Regions from separate parts of the Homo sapiens genome. Here regions 1 and 2 are each linked to region 3. Evidence: chromatin loops called from intact Hi-C (ENCODE). Cell type or tissue: mammary epithelial cell. All regions are shown on one strand. Links, peaks and the distances in the headings refer to the core of each region. The heading gives the core; the rest is flanking DNA. Region 1 overlaps GACAT2 (gastric cancer associated transcript 2). Region 2 has its middle 120 kb from the start of NDUFV2. Region 3 has its middle 48 kb from the start of NDUFV2.

The links. Hi-C counts contacts between places; a loop is a spot of excess contacts. Peaks named below come from ENCODE experiments on the same cell type or tissue, not always from the same donor. Only the 100,000 strongest peaks of a DNase experiment are listed, where the experiment ranks them.
Region 1: it touches region 3 in a loop (7-fold over the local background); 23 of 110 quality-filtered maps call a loop at or near these places.
Region 2: a loop joins it to region 3, with 5 times the contacts of the local background. A loop is called at or near these places in 20 of 110 quality-filtered maps.

Annotation. Positions count from the first base shown.
Region 1 is chr18:8,693,066-8,699,785 of GRCh38, forward strand. It overlaps GACAT2 (gastric cancer associated transcript 2), which reads right to left. Exons shown (of 2, transcript NR_120598.1): 2 at 2,791-3,056. Among named protein-coding and RNA genes, the nearest start is that of MTCL1, 9.1 kb to the right of the region's middle. In mammary epithelial cell, for the core only: a CTCF peak has its summit at 3,870 (motif pointing right); no DNase peak of the experiment used is centred there.
Region 2 is chr18:8,979,514-8,986,233 of GRCh38, forward strand. No RefSeq gene overlaps it. Among named protein-coding and RNA genes, the nearest start is that of NDUFV2, 120 kb to the right of the region's middle. In mammary epithelial cell, for the core only: a CTCF peak has its summit at 3,136; a DNase peak (open chromatin) is centred at 3,528; H3K27ac peaks cover 2,420 bases.
Region 3 is chr18:9,051,711-9,058,430 of GRCh38, forward strand. No RefSeq gene overlaps it. Among named protein-coding and RNA genes, the nearest start is that of NDUFV2, 48 kb to the right of the region's middle. RefSeq lists a silencer at 3,760-3,869. In mammary epithelial cell, for the core only: a CTCF peak has its summit at 3,725 (motif pointing left); a DNase peak (open chromatin) is centred at 3,791; H3K27ac peaks cover 2,037 bases.

The DNA.
Region 1 (6,720 bases), core at 903-5,902, 360 kb before region 3:
TGGGATCTTGCTCTATGATCCTGGCTGGAATGCAGTGGTGCAATCATGGCTCACTGCAGCCTCAAACTCCCAGGCTCAAGCAATCCTCCCACCTCAGCCTCCTTAGCAGCTGGAACTACTGGCACATGCCACCATGACCTGCTAATTTTTTTTTTTTTTTTTGGTTGGGGGGGGATGATGGGGTCTTGCCATGTTGCCCAGGGTGGTCTTGAACTCCTGGGCTCAAGCAATTCTCCTGCCTCAGCCTCCCAAAGCGCTGGGATTACAGGCATGGGCCACCACACCCAGGATCTAAGGGCTCTTTCTGCTCTCAGATTCTTAGATCCTGTGAGATATATTATATATACACATATGTATTATATCATATATATTATATTTTATATGTTATTATATATATATAATTTTTTCTTTATTTACAGGCATACCTCATTTTATTGTGCTTTGTTTTATCGCACTTTGTAGATATTGTGTTTTTTACAAATTGAGGCTTTGTGGCAACCCAGCATCGAGTGCGTCTACTGGCACTACTTTTCCAACAGCATGTGTCACTGTGTCCCATTGTGGTAATTCTCACAATACTTCACAATTTATCCTGACTATTATGACCATTATCTGTCATGGTGATCTTTGATCAGTGATCTTTGATATTACTATTGTCATTGTTTTGGGGTGCACTCATATGAGATGACAGACTTAATTGATCAATGTTGTGTGTGTTCTGACTGCTCTGTGGGCAATATTTAAAGGAGGGAATACAAAATTTACTTATTCCAAATCCACAGTATTGAAAAACACAAAACCATGGCTAACACTCAACATTCTACCCCAATAAGGTCATCAGGAATATGTAGAACTAACTGGGATATTGTGAAACATGTATTTGGTTTTCCTCCCCCTCTCCTGGTATATAGCTCCTAAAATCCTTGGACTCTTCAAAGTGATAAATGCCTTTCTGTAGCTTCAGGATGGGGGCTGTCACTGGAAAAACCAAGACAGGATTATGGAGTTGGGACTTTCAACCCCACCTCCCAATCTCCGGGGAGCGGGGAAGGGCTGAAGGTTAAGTTGATCAGCAATGGCCAATGGTTTAATCACTCATGCCTACTTAATGAAGCCTCCATAAAAACCCAAAAGGACTGGGTTCAGGGAGCTTCTGGATCGCTGAACTCGTGGAGGTTCCTGGAGGCTGGTATGCCCATGGAAGCTCCATGTCGCTTTCCCCATACTTCACCCTATGCATCTTTTCTTCTGTGTCCTTTATAATATCCTTTATAACAGTAAACATGTTTCCCTGGGTTCTGTGAGCTGCTCCAGCAAATCAATCAAACCCAAGAACAGGGTCATGGGAATTCTGATTCATAGCCAGATTGGAAGCACAGGTCACAGCCTGGGGCTTTTGATGAGCATCAGAAGTATGGTGGGTGGCCTTATGGGGCTGGGGCCTCAACCTCTGTAATCTGAGGCCATCTCTAGGTGGACAGTGTCAGAATTGAATTGAACTAGAGGACACCCAGCTGATGTCCACTGCAGAATTAATTGCTTGTTTGCTGGGGAAAAATCCCTGCACATTTGGCATCAGAATTGTGTTGTGAGGGTAGAGTGGGAGGCAACTGAGTTTGCTTTTTTGGCTCACCAACATCTGTTATATTAATTCCATCATATTAACCTTCCTAATTATGCTATTCTATTAAGATTAGTTAACATCCTTTGAGTATATTTTGTCTGAGAATGAACAGAGGTGATGATATGGTTTAGATGTTTCGTCCCCTCCAAATGTCACATTAAATGGTGACCTCCAGTGTTGGAAGTGGGCCTGGGGGGGGGTGTTTGGATCATGGGGGGGGATTCTTCATGCGTGGCTTAGCACCATTCCCTCAGTGATGAGTGAGTTCTCGCTCTGAGTTCACACGAGATCTGGTTATTTAGAAGTGTGTGGCACCTCCCCCAACTCTTGTTCCCACGCTCACCACGTGGCGCCTGCTCCCTGTCACCTTAAAGCGTTATTGGAAGCTCCCTGAGGCCCTCACCAGAAGCAGATGCCGGAGCCAGGCTGGCGTAGCCTGCAGAACCATAAGCCAATTAAACCTCTTATCTTTATAAATTACCCAGCCTCAGGTTATTTCTTTATGGTGACACAAAAATGGCTGAACACAGGCGACCTAAAGTTTGTTGTGAATAATGCCATACTGAGAATTATTAGGTTGGTGCAAAAGCAATTGTGGTTTTTGCCATTAAAAGTAATGTAAAAAGGGTGGGGCACAGTGGCTCACGCCTGTAATCCCAGCACTTTGGGAGGCTGAGGGGGGGTGGATCACCTGAGGTCAGGAGTTTGAGACCAGCCTGGCCAACGTGGAGAAACCCTGTCTCTACTAAAAATACAAAAAATTAGCCAGGCATGGTGGCGCGCACCTGTAATCCCAGCTACTCAGGAGGCTGAGGCAGGAGAATCACTTGAACCTAGGGGGCGGAGGATGCAATGGGCCAATATCATGACACTGCACTCCAGCCCGGGCGACAAGAGCGAAACTCCATTTCAAAAAAAAAGTAATGTAAAAAGTAATAAAAATAACACTTTTAAGTCAACCTTACTCAGATTCATAAAGCTGGGAATAATATTAAAGCTTATTTAAATTCCACTCCTTAATTTTATAGACAAGGCCTCTAAGGCCCAGGAAGACTGAGCCTATTTTGTGCAAGGTCACTAAACAAATCATTGTGTCCAGGCATAGAACCCACATTGTTCTATCTCTTCATTGGTAAAGTATGCCTGACAATAATTTTACACAGGAATAATATTTAAAATGTTTATTTCATAAGCACTGTTATTTGCTGCTATGGAACCTTCTGTAAATCCATGGTTCTATTTTTGCTTTCCATGTAAACATACCCTTATTTTGTATGTAAAGATGAGCTTAGAGTTGGGCTGGAAAGCCAGACTTCCTTCCAGACAGCAGGAGGAAATGGGAACAGGCATCCTCTATTTCAAATCTCTACTTCTGTTTCGACAGGTAATAATGTTGCCAGATGCCAGGGGTTCGGGCCAGGTCCAGTTGTCACTGTAGAGAAAGCCAATCACTGAGATGATGAGTATTGCTGGGGAAGAAAGGCTTTAATGCAGGTGACATCAGCTGGGACATGGGAGACCAGTCTCAAATCTATCTCCCTAACTATCTAAAGTTAGGGGTTTATATAGCAGGGGGTTAGAGAGAGGTAAAGAAGAGGAATTGGTCAACAGGCAGCAGGTGCATCTCATGACTGGATGCCATCATCTGAAAAGTTTCAGTTCCCTGATACTATCTGGGAGCCCTGATGGTTGGTTTCCCGAGAAAGAAACTCAGACAAAACAAATATAAGTTCCTCAGGCTTCAGTTCTATGGGAAAATCAAGCCAGGTTCAGCAACTCTGTAGGTAGAGAAATCAGCAATGGTGAATTATGATAAGAGCAAACATGGTGAGATGTAGAATGTTCTCAATTAACCCATTAATTTCTCTTAAATTTTTTGGAAACACATGCTGCTGACCAGGAAAGGTAGAGAACTTTGATTAGTTTTCCTTACATAACAACGTATTTTTCCTGTGCAACAAGCTTAGAATCCCAGGATAATTTTTGAAAGTTTAGCAGTTATGTTTTAAGAGAAAAAGAGTTCAAATGTTCAATTTCAAGGCAATATGCCAAAAGGTTGCAAACATGTAGCAAACATGCCAAAAGGTTGTATAAGGGAATTCTGCCTCCTCTGATGAAAGAAGATTCTTAGAACCACCTGGAGGCTGTTTTAAATTATACATACACCCATCACCGTGGGGCTGACCATTCCATAATAGATTCTATTTTATCCCAGTGGGGAAGGGTGCCATCCCAAAAGCCACCACAAGGGGGCACCCTCCGGGACATCGCGGCTCTCTCGGGGCAGGAGCTGTCTCTTTCTCAACCCTGCCAGCCCCAGAGCCCCACCTGCTTTTTTTTTTTTTTTTTTTACAAATGCCATTTAATTTCTTTTTTTTTTTTGCTAGAACAGTTTTGCTTTTATTAAACTATTTAATAAGACATATTTTAAAAGTAAATCAAATTTGGCTATAAATACTTTATATTTAAAAATTAAAATTCTTGAATTATACCCTGTATTTTGCCTTTTTTTCTCATGTAACTATTTTAATGAGGTATCATTCACGTACCATAAAATTTAACTTTTTAAAAGATACAATTCAGTGTGTCTTAGTATATTCACAAAGTTATACAACTATCATCATTATGTAATTCCAGAACACTTTTCTCACCCCAAAAAGAAACCCTGTACCCATTAGCAGCAGTCACTCCCATTCCTCCTTCCCTCAGCCCTTGGCAACTACTAATCTACTTTCTGTCTTTATGGAATTGCTAATTCTGGACATTTTATACAAATGTAATCATGTACTATGTGGCCTTTTGTGGCTGGTTTCTTTCATTTAGTATAGTTTTCAAGGTCCATCCATATTGGATCATGTATCAGTACTTCATTGCTTTTTGTGGCTGGATAATATTTCATTTATTAATATACCACGTTTTGCTTATCCATTCATCTACTGATGGGCATGTGTATTGGAATACTACTATGAACATCTATGTACAAGTTTTTCTGTGTATATATCTTTTTTTTTTTTTTTTTGAGACGGAGTCTCGCTCCGTCGCCCAGGGTGGAGTGCAGTGGCGCAATCCCGGCTCACTGCAAGCTCCGCCCGCCAGGTTCACGCCATTCTCCTGCCTCAGCCTCCCAAGTAGCTGGGACCACAGGCGCCCCCCACCACGCCCGGCTAATTTTTCGTACTCTTAGTAGAGACGGGGTTCCACCGTATCAGCCAGGACGGCCTCGATCTTCTGACCCCGCGATCCACCCGCCTCGGCCTCCCAAAGTGCTGGGACCACAGGCCTGAGCCACCGCGCCCGGCCTGTATATATCTTTTTAATTGTCTTGGGTATACACCTAAGAGTAGAATTGCTGTGTCATATGGTAAATCTCTGAGGAATAGCCAACTTTCCAAAGTGTCTGCACCATTTTACATTCCCATCCACAGTGTATGAGGGTTCTAATTTTTCCACATACTTGCCAACATTTGTTATTGTTCATCTTTTTTTATTTTAGCCATCCTAATGGGTGTGACTTCTATTTGCATTTCTCTAATGACCAATGAAGTTGAGTACATTTTCATATGCTCATTGGTGATTTATATATCTTCTTTGAAGAAATGTCTATTCAAATCCTTTGAACATTTTAAAATTGTGTTACTTGTCTTTTTATTGCTGAGTTGCAAGGGTTCTTTATATATTCTGGACACCAGTTTTGTAGCCATTTAATTTCTTGAAATGAGAATCACTACTTGTGGTTGTCACTCCCCTAACCGTATATTTTTAAAAACTGATATACTTCTCTAATGGTAATACAAAAAAGAAATAATAAGAAACCAACTTATAACAAAATAATATCTATTTCAATATATAAAGCTTAGGTACATATATACTACAAAATATATAATGAAGTAGTCAGATGCTCTACATAGAAGCAACTGCTAAAACACGGACAAATACAGGTGGGTTCTATTCATGACTCCAGTCCCTTGAGTGGCACTCCCTCAATGCAATGATCAAAGATAAAAAATGCATTGAAAATCTCCAAATAAAATGCAGTCTTTATTTTATTTTTATTTTCTTTGTGTTGTTTTGAAACAGACTCTCCCTTTCTCACCCAGTGCAGTGGTGCGATCTCGGCTCACTGCAACCTCCACCTCCTGGGTTCAAGTGATTCTCCTGCCTCACCCTCCCGAGTAGCTGGAATTACAGGCATGTGCCACCACATCCGGCTAATTTGTTGTATTTTCAGTAGAGATGGGGTTTCGCTATGTTAGGCAGGCTGGTCTCAAACTCCTGACCTCAAATGATCCACTGCCCTCGGCCTCCCAAAGTGCTGGGATTATAGGCGTGAGCCACTGTGCCCAGCCCAGTCTTGATTTCTACTGTGGTTTCATTCCTAAAAAAAAATTCAGTTGATGGTAAAACAACCCTAAAAACATACTGCTTTAGTATACATATATCAAAACAACACGGTGTACTCTGTCAATGTAATTATGATAATTATGATTTGTCAATTAATAGTTATATTAACTTTTAAAAAATATTTTAAAAACTTAAAAAATACTGCTTTATATGTAAAAGTATTGTGTTTATGTGTAAAACATGTACTTCTAGCCTTAGATAATGATAAACAGATTTTTTTACCCACGTGAATGTTTCAGAGGACTCTTACTTGGAAGTCCTGTAGCAGGAGAGATGACTCTTTTTTTTTTTCTTTTTCTGAGATGGAGTCTCACTCCATCACCCAGGCTGGAGTACAGTGGCGAGATCTCAGCTCACTGCAACCTCTGCCTCCTCGGTTCAAGCGACTCTCCCACCTCAGCCTCCCGAGTAGCTGGAATTACGGGCACATGCCACCATGACAGGCTAATTTTTGTATTTTTAGTAGAGACAGGGTTTCATCATGTTGGCCAGGCTGGTCTCAAACTCCTGGACTCAAGTGATCCACCACCTCAGCCACGCAAAGTGCTAGGATTACAAGTGTGAGTCACCTCATCCCGCCTAGGACGACCCTTCTCTGGGCACACTGCAAGATATCTAGCCCCCCTGACTATTCCCCTTCCCTCACTTAAATGCCAGTAGTGCCCTCCAATCCAGTTGTTATGACAAGAGAAAAC
Region 2 (6,720 bases), core at 945-5,944, 72 kb before region 3:
GGCCACATGGGTTGCTTCAACTGCATAGAATCTCCAAACACTATTTTCTGACAGGATACAGAAGAAGTAAATTGAATATCTTTCTTTCTTTAAAAAAAGAAAGAAAGAGAGAGAGAGAAAGAAAAGAAAAATTGAGGGCTTTGAGGGCTTTTGGTGACAGCTTTGAAAATAAATAAAATGTAAAAGCTTTTAAAAAACTTTAAGCTTTGAGAGAGATACGACTGTGACCTGAGTCACATAGTATGTGCTTGCAATTTCTGTTTCTTAGATTATAGAGGAACTCTCTTCTTCATTGTTCTTGTTCTGTAAATGACTAAGAGAGAACAGAGACCAGACCTCCCCTGCTTCTAATCACTGTTCTTCATTATAGATTAACTGCCACCTTTATTATCTTGTACCCAACTCAGACCAAGTGGTGCAAAAGACCCCTGACTATTACATCTGCACTGTGGAATGTTAAATATACCTTTCCCAAAAAGAAAAAAAAATTACCTTGCCAAATCGGATTATTGTAACTATGCAATAAGCCTTACATAGAAAGATAGTGAAATTCTATTAAGCTTCCCTAAACTTTGACCATATAAATGATCCCAAACTTCTATACTTTGGAACACTCACTCCCATTCTTTGGAATCTGTGCTTCATGAGTGGCTGTCCTCAAACTCTGTGCTCAAAACTAGATTCTGACCCTTTTGATTATTTTAGGTTATTTTTACTTATTTTATCTAAGTTGGTGCTAAAGTGCAAAATCTTACCTTGGCTACTTTTGTTTATTCATTTAACAAATGTTTGTTCAGTGCCTACTGTGTGTGTAATCTATGCCTTTGAGATACCCCAGTGAGCCGACAAAAATCCCTGCCCCTGTAGAGCAGGTGGATTCTCGCTGGGGAACATGGAAGAGGCAGAGAGACTGACTGCATGCAATAAACTAATCAACAAGGAAGTTAAAGAAGAAAGGAGACGTGATCAATGCTACTCAGAAAAGAAGAGGATCACCTGAAGGGAATTAGAAGTTCAGGGTGGGACAGTTGGAATTTTCAATTCTGGAGTCATCTCGAGCACGATACTTAACCTCACTAGGCCTCCTTTCCTTTTCCATAATAGGAAATGAATACCCGCCTCAGGGCCACAGCCATAATGGGACAAAGTGCTCAGTACAGCACCTGATTCAGATGAACACCCACAGAGTCACCACCGTCACTGTTACTCACCCGAGTTTTGTCCATTGGACCACTGTACACAGAGAAAAAGAAAGTTGGTAATTGTGTGGTTTACGGAGTTTAAACAACCTCTTCCACCAGAGCCACTGAGCCTAAATCTACTTTAACAAGGAGCAAAGGATATTTTGATCCACAGCAAGAGAAAAGGTTTTCAAAGCAAATACCCTTGAGATAGAAAACAAAGATTCCACTCCAGTTCATTTACTTGCAACAACAGCGGTTGGAGGAGGGTAAAACCAGGCTGAGAAGAAGAAAGAGCACAGGAGGCCCCAGGGCAAGAGGAGGAGGTGAATCCCAGCAGGGGATGGAAAGATGGGAAGAAAAGGCCAAACCATTCGCTGGCTTTCTGACTTTATTTCCAAATGCCCTGCCGGAGATGTGCTCATTAATGGTTTGTTTGAACAGGCCACGTCTACCCAATGGACCCAGACTAAAAGGAACAGGACAGAACTGAGGGAACCTCAGTTAAGGTCAAGTGCCTGCTTAGTCTCATGGACTGTACAGAGAGTAGGAGAAACAGCTTGCCTTGGAGACAGCCTAGGAGCAGAAATAATAAGGAACTAATCATCCATGCTTCGTCGGCAGTAGTAGAAAGCAAACAATTCATCAGTGGCCCCAACTATCTCTTGCCCAGACCAGTTTATGCCTTACAGAACCCCCTCATACCCCCATCAATTCAGGCTAGCATTACTTTGTTTTTGTTTTTTGAGACAGAGTCTCACTCTGTCACCCAGACTGGAGTGCAGTTGGTGCGATTCGGCTCACTGTAACCTCTGCCACCCGGGTTCAAGCGATTCTTGTGCCTCAGCCTCTCGAGTAGCTGGGATTACAGGCATGCACCGCCACACCTGGTTAATTTTTGTATTTGTAGTAGAGACGGGGTTTCACCATGTTAGCCAGGGTGGTCTCGAACCCCTGGCCTCAAGTGATCCGCCTGCCTCAGCCTCCAAAAGTGCTGGGATTACAGGCGTGAGCCACCGCACCCAGGCAGGCTAGCATTGATTTTTGTTCCAATAGCTACTTAGGCTCACTGTTAATGTGGCTTTTGTTGCTTTTTACTGGCTGTTTGCTTCTCATAAGTACCATAGAGGACTTTCTATGTGCTTGTATAATAAATCTTATAAATCCAGTCTAAAAAAATTATGTTTTTTATAGTTTGCCTTGGTAATTCCTAGGCCTGGGAGGGGGACCAGATATATCAGGTGCCCCATGAGAAACCTCTCCTGGGGCAGTACCAGGTACTAGGGAACATGATAAACAGATGCAGACTCAAAGGGTAGCTTCCCTTGTCTGTACAGTAGCTTAATGATGAAGGTGGCTGAGTGGCAGTTCTACCTGGTTCCAGGAACCTCCTCAGCTAGACTTGTTTTTGTTTCTGTTTTGAGACAGAGTCTCATTCTGTCGTCCAGACTGTAGTGCAGTGGTGTGATCTCAGCCCACTGCAACTACCATCTCCTGGGTTCAAACGATTCTCCTGCCTCAGCCTCCTGAGTAGCTGGGATTACAGGTGCCCACCAGCAAACCTGGCTAATTTTTGTATTTTTAGTAGAGACGGGGTTTCGCCATGTTGGTCAGGCTGGTCTCGAACTCCTGATCTCAAGTAATCCACTTACCTTGACTTCCCAAAGTGCTGGATTACAGGCATGAGCCACTGCGCCCGGCCTCAGCTAGATCTTTAAGGCAACGGTTCCCCACCTTTTCAAGTATGAGATGCCATTGTAACATTAGAAAACTTCATAGGTCTCATTAACAGTGCCTGTATCATTCATTTTAAAAATCCTTATTGTCAAGTGACATTTTTTTTTCTTTTGAGTCAGAGTCTCACTCTGTTGCCCAGGCCGGAGTGTACTGATGTGATCGACAAGTGACATTTTAAAATGAATGTTGTGTTTTACAGATGGCAACAGCGCCCTCACATGCTATGTACAATTCAGCCTACGGACGTACTTGGTGGCATTTCAGCGTGATGAGCCTTACAGGGGTTTTCAGACACAGACTTTACTAAGAACAACATGTGGATGGTTTTAAAAGAACTATTGGAATGAGCAGACTACAATTTTCCAACAGTTACTTTCAACACAAATGCATGTGGAAAGCTGAAATCATATGCATCTGTGGTTAGATTCTGGCCTTAACCCTGTGCTGACCTTGAGCTTCCCCGTAATTGTTGGGCTCTTTCTTTGCCTCCAGGCTGAACCATCTGCTGCTTTCTCCCACTACCAGGAACGAAGGGACCTAAGCTCCAATGTGCTCATCCTGGAACACCCAGGCACTTTGCATTTCTCAAAGTTCAGTTCCCCAAGCGCAAGTTTTCTGCTCTGCTGGACAGAACGGCAGCATTTCAATCATTCTCAGGCTTGCTCTGCTCCTGTTCCTACTTGTCCAGGTCCATAAACCCAGGACTCACAGGAAGGGCCCTTCCCCTGGGAGCCGCGTTCAGAGGACAGTGCCTATGGCAGGAGGGAGTGGTCTATGAGCCCCTGGGGCTGGAAGATTCCCCTCCATTCTTCAGTGGCATTTCCCTTGGCACTTGTTTCCTGCTCTCACTACAGACACCTGAACCCTGAAGCTTAACCCCACCTTGAAGCTAGGGCATGGTTACCTAACGTAGGCCTCCCTCCTGTGAAGGCAGGTCTGAGAGGCCATCTGCAGAGAGGCAGGGTTATTCCTGAGGGGTGGGGAGACCATTGCAGAGACTCCAGCTGCTGCCTGACAGTTTCTGAGATGCCTGCCAAGGAAAAAGGAGAATTCTGGTTAGAAGGGAGCTAAAAACTCTGGGGAAGTATTTCAATATCTAATTGAGAGAGAGGCTGAGATGGCAGCTAGGACCACTGTGGAGACAATCTCAGACAATCTCAAGGAGCTTCAACCAAAGCAACCAATGACAGGGGGAGTTCAGATTTCTCTCTTAAATTCTGCAAGGGAGGCCAGTGTGGTGTCTCACACCTGTAATCCCAACACTTTGAGAGGCCAAGGCAGGAGGATCACTTGAGGCCAGGAGTTTAAGACCAGCCTGGGCAATGTAGCAAGTCCCTGTCTCTACAAAAAAAAAAAATTTAGCCAGCGTGGTGGCAAACACCTGTAGTCCCAGCTATTTGGGAGGCTGAGGCAGGAGGATCACTTGAGCCCAAGAGTTCTAGGCTGCAGTGAGCTATGTTCACACCACTGCACTTCAGCCGGGGTGACAGAGCAAGATCTTCTCTCTAAAAAATAAAATAAAAAATAAAAACAAAGCTGCAAGGGGAAGGGGAAGAAGCAGATACTGAGACTTCTCCCAACAAGAGGATAAGCCCCAAAGAAAGACATTTTCTTGAAGGCAAAGTTCAGCTCCTTCATCACGCATCTTTAGTGCTGTGAGCTTTTGTGCTGTTGGCCCTTAGGACCAAGGAGGCAACATGAGTCCAGATCCAGTAGAGCTACTAGTGATGGGCCTGAAGGGAGGGGAGTCTAGACCTGTCCTCCTTATTATTATAAAATTTTAGCCTAATCAGCTTCTGGGAAGCAGTCTAATTAAAAGTGGAAAGAAGCTGAAAGTGGCAGCTAGTCAGCTCCGTGTACAAATCCCAACTCCATGTCTTCTTAGTTGTTGGACCAGCCCAGGCAAGCCCCTGAATCTCCTTATGTCTCAATTTCCTCATCTGTAAAAATACTAGTCACAGCAGACCTCCTTTATAGGGTCGTTGTGGCCCAAGGGCTTGCAATAAATTTGGTATCTAATTTTGGAGTGATTTGGGGCTGCAGTTTAACAAGATTGATTCCAAATGTAGCACAAAGTCGGCTCTCAATCAACATTAATGGAATGAATTACTCTCAATAATAAATACTTCAAGAGAGGTAGCTGGAAAAAAATGTTCATGACTGATAAATTGTGTGCAGGGTGAGTTTTACAAGGGAATGCTGATACTTTATGAGTTGAGATGGCACTGAGTCTTAAATAGAGAAAACATTTCGGAAGAGAAATAAATACAATTGGCTTTCCAGAACTGCATTCCACATCTGTAGATTCAACCAACGGTGCATCAAAAATATTCTAAAAAAATAGATGGTTGTGATATATAGACTTTTTTCCTTATCGTTTTCCCCTAAACAATACAACAACTTTTTTTTTTTTTTTTTTTTTTTTTTGAGACGGAGTCTCGCTCTGTCACCCAGGCTGGAGTGCAGTAGCATGATCTCGGCTCACTGCAAGCTCCACCTCCCGGGTACACGCCATTCTCCTGCCTCAGCCACCTGAGTAGCTGGGACTACAGGCGCCCGCCACCATGCCCGGCTAATTTTTTGTATTTTTTTTTTAGTAGAGACGGGGTTTCACCGTGTTAGCCAGGATGGTCTCGATCTCCTGACCTCGTGATCCACCCGCCTCAGCCTCCCAAAGTGGTGGGATTACAGGCATGAGCCACCGTGCCCGGCCTACAACTATTTACATAGCATTTACATTGTATTTGGTATTGTAAGTAATCTAGAGATGATTTTGATTTAAGTACACTAAAGAATTGTATAGGTTACAGGCAAATACTGTGCTATTTTACATAGGGATTTTGTTATCCTCAGGCACCCTGGAACCAATCCCCCACAGATACCAGGGGACAACTGTATATGGTTCTGCAGAAGTGGCCTTGACATCAAGATACCTAAATTCTAATCCTGATTCTGCTATTAATTTGTTTTGTGGCATCAAACAAGCTGACTTCAGACTCACTGTTTTTTCATTTGAAAAGCGAAGTTAGGCCAGATTATATCCAAGGTTCATTTCTATTCAGACAGTGGATAATTCTGTAACAGTCTCTGGAACTTCTGCAAGAGATGCTACTTGTAAAGCAAGGCAAAAGTGGTTTTAAGGGGGAAAAAAAAGATCTACGTCTATTACAATACATGCCTCATTTTTACCAGGATAAAAACCACTACAAACATCATCCTCATCATTACTATTTACCTACTGTTGACTGTGTGCTAGACTCCACACTAGAGCATGTTAGACATATGATCTCATTCAGTCCTCTCAACAATTCTCAGCATTTCACAAGATTCATTCTGAAAAGAAAAGATTTGGCCATGTGCGGTAGCTCACACCTGTAATCCCAGCACTTTGGGAGACCAAAATGGGAGGATTGCTTGAGCCCAGGAGTTCAAGACCAGCCTGAGCAACATGGAGAAACCTCGTCTCTACTGAAAATACATAAATTAGCCAGGCATGGCAGTGCATGCTGTGGTCCCAGCTACTCGGGAAGCTGAGATGGGAGGATCACTTGAGCCAGGGAGGTAAAGGCTGCAGTGAGCCATGATCACGCCACTGCACTCCAGCCTGGGCGACAGTGCAAGACTCTGTCTCGAGAAAGAAAAAAAAGGAAGAAATTTACATTCCCTCTAAAAAAGGAATTGGATCATTATGGACTGCGTGACTTAAAGCTACCATTTATTAGTAGTCTTCTACGTGCCAGGTACTTTACATACTTTTTTCCTAATCTTCAAACAACTCTGCAAAGTAGGCAGTACAGGTCCT
Region 3 (6,720 bases), core at 1,144-6,143:
TAGCACTTTGGGAGGCCGAGACGGGCGGATCACGAGGTCAGGAGATCGAGACCATCTTGGCTAACACGGTGAAACCCCGTTTCTACTAAAAATACAAAAAATTAGCCGGGCGTGTTGGCGGGCGCCTGTAGTCCCAGCTACTTGGGAGGCTGAGGCAGGAGAATGGCATGAACCTGGGAGGCGGAGCTTGCAGTGAGCCGAGATCGCGCCACTGCACTCCAACCTGGGAGACACAGCGAGACTCCGTCTCAAAAAAAAAAAAAAAAAAAAAAAGACTTTGGGGGACTGTTGGGAAGGCATGATTGGTTTTCAGATGTGAGGACATGAGATTTGGGAGGGGCCAGGGATGGAATGATATGGTATGGCTGTGTCCCCACCCAAATATCTTGAATTGTAGCTCCCATAATTCCCACATGTTGTGGGAGGGACCCAGTGGGAGAGAATTGAATCATGAGGGCAATTCCCCCCATACTGTTCTCGTGGTAGTGAGTAAGTCTCACAATATCTGATTTTTTTTTTGAGATGGAGTTTTGCTCTCGTTAAATATGAATATTTAGACCTGCTATATAATATGTAAACCAGGCTATATGAATATTTAGACCTACTATATAAATATTAAAACCTACTTAAGTGCCTAAGTGTCAAATTTAAATATGAATTGCAAATTTCACAACTCTGGTGTCTATTGGCTCTTAAAACCACCCAAGCTACCTATTGTGGGGAAAACTATTCTATAAGATGGGTGATGAGGTTTTAAAAGTGGTTTACTAACTTCTTAACCATAAAAACAATGGGAGGAAAGACTGAGAAAATAACTCAGTACATTTGACTAAGTAACATTTTTCAATTTTTTTAATGCTAAAAGGCAAATGGCAGGCTAGGATGATTTTACAGTGGAATAGGAAGTCCAGCAAACACTTTGGAAAGTGTAAGACAGGAGGTTGACAACAAGGGGAAGCACAGCAGTAGGGGCTGGGAGAAGGAGGGACTGGAAGACCAGGAAAATTGGGATTTTGGATGGCAGTGGCAGAATATGGTGAAACATGGTGGGCTTCATATCCACAAGTTAGTAATAAAAGGGGTAGAGCGATGACCTGTGACTATGCAAACTAGGGCCCCAGTGAATGTTTTGGGTCTAAATGACCTTGAAAGTCTACCACCTTCACTAGCTTTAGCTCAGGGTTGGGAATGGAATATGGAACAATGCCATATTATCTTATACCTGAGAAGCTCATTCCCTGGCTGTAAGGGAAGGAGAATTCATTCACTCTGAAAGCCTTCACCTTTTAATGGAACTAATAACTGCCATGGCAAAATGGAGAGCTGAGGCTTCTGAAGAATACTAAATGTCCCTACAATGTCTTAATGAACAAAGAGAAATATCCACGGTAACTCACAGCCACAGGATGGAAGATCTCCTAGTACTGGGATTCCCAACAGTTCTGACATAATTCTTTGCTGCCCTCACCATTTTTAGATACATTCTTGTTTGTCCACTCCCCCTTTTTCTCTGCTGAGTTAACATCTCAACAGTAAAGGTCCCTCATATTCTCCAAACATCAGGAGAAAAAAACATCCTTTCAATGTACTTTTCCTCTTCTTTTTCAGCAGGGAAACTGGTGCTATAGCTGCCCAACAGGTTCTTCTCACTTGCTGCCCAGATAAAACCAATGTATCAAGACAAGGGAATTGCAATAGAGAAAGGGTTCAAGATACATAGGGCCAGCTAAACAGGAGAGCAGAATTTTATTATTATTCAAATCAGCCTCTCCAAACATTCAGAGGCTAGGGTTTTTTCAAGATAGTTTGGTGGGCAGGGGGCTAGGGAATGGGTGCTGCTGATGGTTGGGGATGCAATCATAGGGATGTGGAAAATGGTCCTCATGCCCTGAGTCTGCTTCTGGGTGGGGGCCACAGGACCCATTGAGTCATAAGTCCAAATGGAGTCATCTTGGTCATCAGAAAAGCTAAAGTCTGAAAAGATATCTCCAAAGGCCAATATTAGGTTCTACAATAGTAGAGGTTATTTATAGGAGTAATTGGAGAAGTTACAAATCTTGTGACCACCAGAACAATGACTGGTTATTCTTTAACTATACCTACATCTTTGCAGAACTCAGATTCTTCTCATAACCCTAACCTTGTGGCCTTTCATTAGTTTTACTAAGGCAGTTTAATTTGGGGAGGGATATTATCATCCTTGCTTTAAGGATAGATTTCTCCCAAAGTTAGCTTGGCCCACACCCAGGAATGGAGGTTACAGGCAAGATGGAGTTGGTTAAGTCAGATCTCTTTCACTGCCATAGTATTCTCACTATTATAACTTTTGCAAAGGTGGTTTCAGAGATGTGCAATGGCATAATGGTTATGAACCCAGACTCCAGAGGCAGTCTGCTTGGATTTGAATCCTAGGATTTTCATCTAGCTGTGTGACCTCAGACAAGTGACTTAACGGCTCTGTGACTCCAAGTCTCCTGCTGTAAAATAGGGATGATAGCATCTTTTCTTGGTGATGCTGCGAGGAAAAGGAGTTAATATGTGTAAAGACATTTAGAAAGGCCCTGGCACACAGTAAATGTTAGTTACTGCTATAGAAGTTGCTGAATGAATGATTTCAACAATAGTCCATGTGGAACATGTAAACCAATTAAATATTTGTTCCTAAAGGAACAGAATATTTATAGACATATAGCCTATTTATTTTCTTCTATTGAGCAGCTGACAGTAATAGTGGATGTACATGTTTGTCTTCTTAATAGGAAAGAAGTAGGCTTAGGTTGACTGAGTGCCTACTGTTTGCTAGGCACAGTATAGATATCTTTTCACCTTATTCTCAAAACAAGCCTGAGAATTAGATATTTTATCCTCGTTTTTCTTAGGCAGAAACTTGCCCAAAGTTGCACATCTCGCTCCAAATCACAGTGCCTAGCAAGGTCTAGGCAGGAATTCAAGCCCATCTGACTACAACATACAATGTGTCAACACAGATGTCCACAACTTTGCTTTGTATGTAGCCACCTGAAAGAGAATGAATTAGAATAATTATTTTTGAGGGAGTTCAGTGCCATCAGGTGCCAAATTATTTATTTGCAATGCCAAATTGTATGGTTTTCTATTTAAACAGAGCTTTGGTCTAGGTGTAACTGTAATATTCTAGATAGAATATTACTTGTCTAGTGGCCTATCTCACAAGAAAATAAATAAATAAAATAAAAATATTGCTGGAATTTGAAGGATAAATCAATATAGATGCCTCAGAAAAGATGGGGTAGGGTGAGTGGAGTAATAATTTTGGGAAATGTAATGACCAGAAAATAAACTATCACTATTGCTGCATTTTGCTTTTGTCCAATATTCTCTTGGCATGTATGGACATGAACTACCATTCAGTGAAACTGACATGTTCTCTCTCCTTTGAGAAGGATCATGGAGGTTTCTGGTGCCATCGTTTTAAATGTTCCAAATAGAAGCAAACATCTACTGTTAGAAAAGTAAACCAAGTGAAGAAAAGAAAAGAAAATGACTTGCATTCTTTTGCATAGATATGGCTATATCAAGTAATTAGGGTTGTACTAAAGAGGTTGGGAATATATTTTATTTATTTGCTTATGTGACTTTTACTCATTATTTTCATTTTGTGGTGAGTAAAGGGAAAAATGTAGTAAGAACAAAATGACCTTTCCATTTTGTCCTAAAACCAAACAGGAAGAGGGAGTACTGCCATCTTTTGGTTACACAATATAATAATTTTAAATCGTTACACTTAACAACAGCCAGATGAATGCCAATATTAGTCATCACCAAATGAACAGAAACACTGACTTACCTGGCATGAGTTAGTTCCTTAGACTATTTCTTCATAATAGCTTTCTTCTGCAAAGTAATCACAGAGACTCCAAAATCTCATTTTTCTTTCAATTGTAGACAGAAAGAGAAAGTACTGGTGGGCTAAGTAGATTATCTTAAAGAGCACTGACAGTTCTAATATTTGTATTTAATGATTCTAAAGCATTCAGAGTAAACAAAGATAAAAGAGAACTTTTAATTACTAAAGTCAATTTCACAATTGCCCCAGGGGTGAAGAACTTGAGTGCAAGGCTGAACTTCCTTAGACCAAGGAAACACTATGGCAAAGCCTGCCAGGTATCCACTACAGGGCTTCATCTACACCAAGCAAGACAAAAAGTACAGCAAAAACACAATTGGAGCATTCCTGGAATGTTCTTTCTTTTTCTTTTCTTTTTTTTTTTTTTTTTCTTGTGAGAACAGAGTCTTGCTGTGTCACCTAGACTGGAGTGCGGTGGCACAATCTCAGCTCACTGCAACCTCCCCTTCCTGGGATCAAGCAATTCTCCTGCCTCAGCCTCCTGAGTAGCTGGGTGTACAGTCACCCGCCACCACGCCCGGCTAATTTTCGTATTTTTGGTAGAGATAGGGTTTTGCCATGTTGGCCAGGCTGGTCTCGAACTCCTGACCTCAGGTCATCTGCCCGCCTCGGCCTCTCAAAGTGCTGGGATTACAGGCGTGAGCCTCTGCGCCCGGCTGATTTTTTTTTAAGGAAATATGGTACTACAATAGAAGGAAACTAAAGAAGTTTATCAGAGTGTACTATAGAGGGCCGCCTCTCAGTGAGCTGAGTTGGCTGCAGGGAGGCCATAGACACTGTTGTTACAAGACACGTTTTATTAACAGCCATCCTGAAGAAAAGACTTTGAATAGGTTGAGGGTATATATTTTAAAGAGGAAACATTAATTTGAAAAGGAGAAGAATCTGGAAAGGAAATATAATCCCCTCAAATCCTGTCTAGATCCAGAGAAGCAGCTATCCAAATGAGGTTTTTTTAAGGCTCATCAGGGTGGCAGAAAATAGAATATAAAGCCCCGAAGGGGATCTTAAGATATTTGGAATAAAAGGGAAATATGGAAGTGTCATGGCAGTTGAGTGAAAGGAAGTGAACTGAACTTGACATTTATTTGGATAATATCACTTTTCTATATGCGCAGTACTGATATGTTTTTAAAAATAAAAGCACGAAATTTTTGTTATTTGTTATTCTTATTAAGAAGATAAATAAGTAAACATTTTCATAGGGTACCAGAGAGGAGAGCGGGCGAAGGGAGGACCTGGTTTCTAGTCGTAGGTCTCCACTGACTAGCAGGCTGCCCTTATGCCACTTAGACTCCCTGAGTCTTGGTTTCCTCATCTACAAAGTAAGTTCGCTGGATGCCACCATAGCTTCTCAAGCTGAGTTCTGAGGACTCCTCCCCATCTATGAATTATTTTCAGAAGCTGATAGGTTCTCTGCTTTGAGAAGTATCAGACTCAGTCATTTCTAATGGCTTTGCTAGCTCGAAAATTCTAAGATATAAGATATATTTTTCTTCTCTAATTCCCTCAGGACCCAGAAGAGGAAGAAAAGTCAGCATACTTATTTTTTTCTTGTTTTCCTTCTCCCTGACATGCAATTATTCTATTGTTCTGAATTTCTAGAGCAGTGCTTTCCCACAGAAATACATTTAACTTAAAATTTTCCAGGCCAGGCGCAGTGGCTCATGCCTGTAACCCCAGCACTTTGGGAGGCCAGGGCAGGGGGATCACTCGAGGTCAGGAGTTCAAGACCAGCCTGGCCAACATGGCGAAACCCTGTCTCCACTAAAAATACAAAACTTAGCCAGCCGTGAGGGTGAGCATCTGTAGTCCCAGCTACTCAGGAAGCCAAGGCAGGAGAATCGCTCAAATCCAGGAGGTGGAGGTTGCAATGAACTGAGATTGTGCCACTGCACTCCTGGGCAACAGAGTGAGACTGTCCCCCCAAAAAAATAAAAAATTATAGTAGCCACAGTTTTAAAAGCAAAAAGACATGGGTGAAGCTCATTTTAATTATATATTTTATTTAGCCAAATATATCCAAAATATTCTGATTTCAACATGTAATCAATGTAAAAATTAATGAGATGGTTTATATATATTTTTTGTACTAAGTCTTAGAAATCCAAAATGTATTTTACATTTACAACACATTCCAATTCAAAGTAGCCATATTTCAGGTTCCATAGTCACATTATAGCACCAGACCCATCTGATTCATCTTTTATGTAACAAAGTTGTGGGTTGTTTTTCAGTTGCCCTGGACCCTTGGGTCACGTGACCTGGGCATGCCCAGATGAACCAAGAATCACAGGGGGAACCTAAGTGCTCAGGCTGAGGGCAGGGGACTGGATTAAGAAGTGGACACCACATGGCAGGATCCAGGATCCAATCAGATCTAGCTGTGGCGTCACCCCATGGCAGGATCCAGGATCCAATCAAATCTAGCTGTGGCGTTACCCCATGGCAGGATCCAGGATCCAATCAGATCTAGCTGTGGCGTCACCCCATGGCAGGATCCAGTGAGATCATGCCTCATTACCCTTTGCTTATAAAAACTAGATCCAGCTCCCAGTCCCGGGAGGTACTGCTTTGGGACCAGGTGTTCTTATCTGTTGCAAGTAAGAAAATCCCCTTGTTAACAATCCTCTTTGGTTCTGGTCATTGGACTGTCATTCACCAAGCTACCAAACCCACCCATTGTATGGGAAACAACACATGGCTGATGTGGGAAGTTCCTATGTCCTGTAGTGGACAGCACAGTGACAACCCTATAGTTGGAGAGCTGATACGTGGCTGTTCGGGTACCCTGAAAAATAGGCCTGTTTGGTTACCCAGTATCACAACCTAGG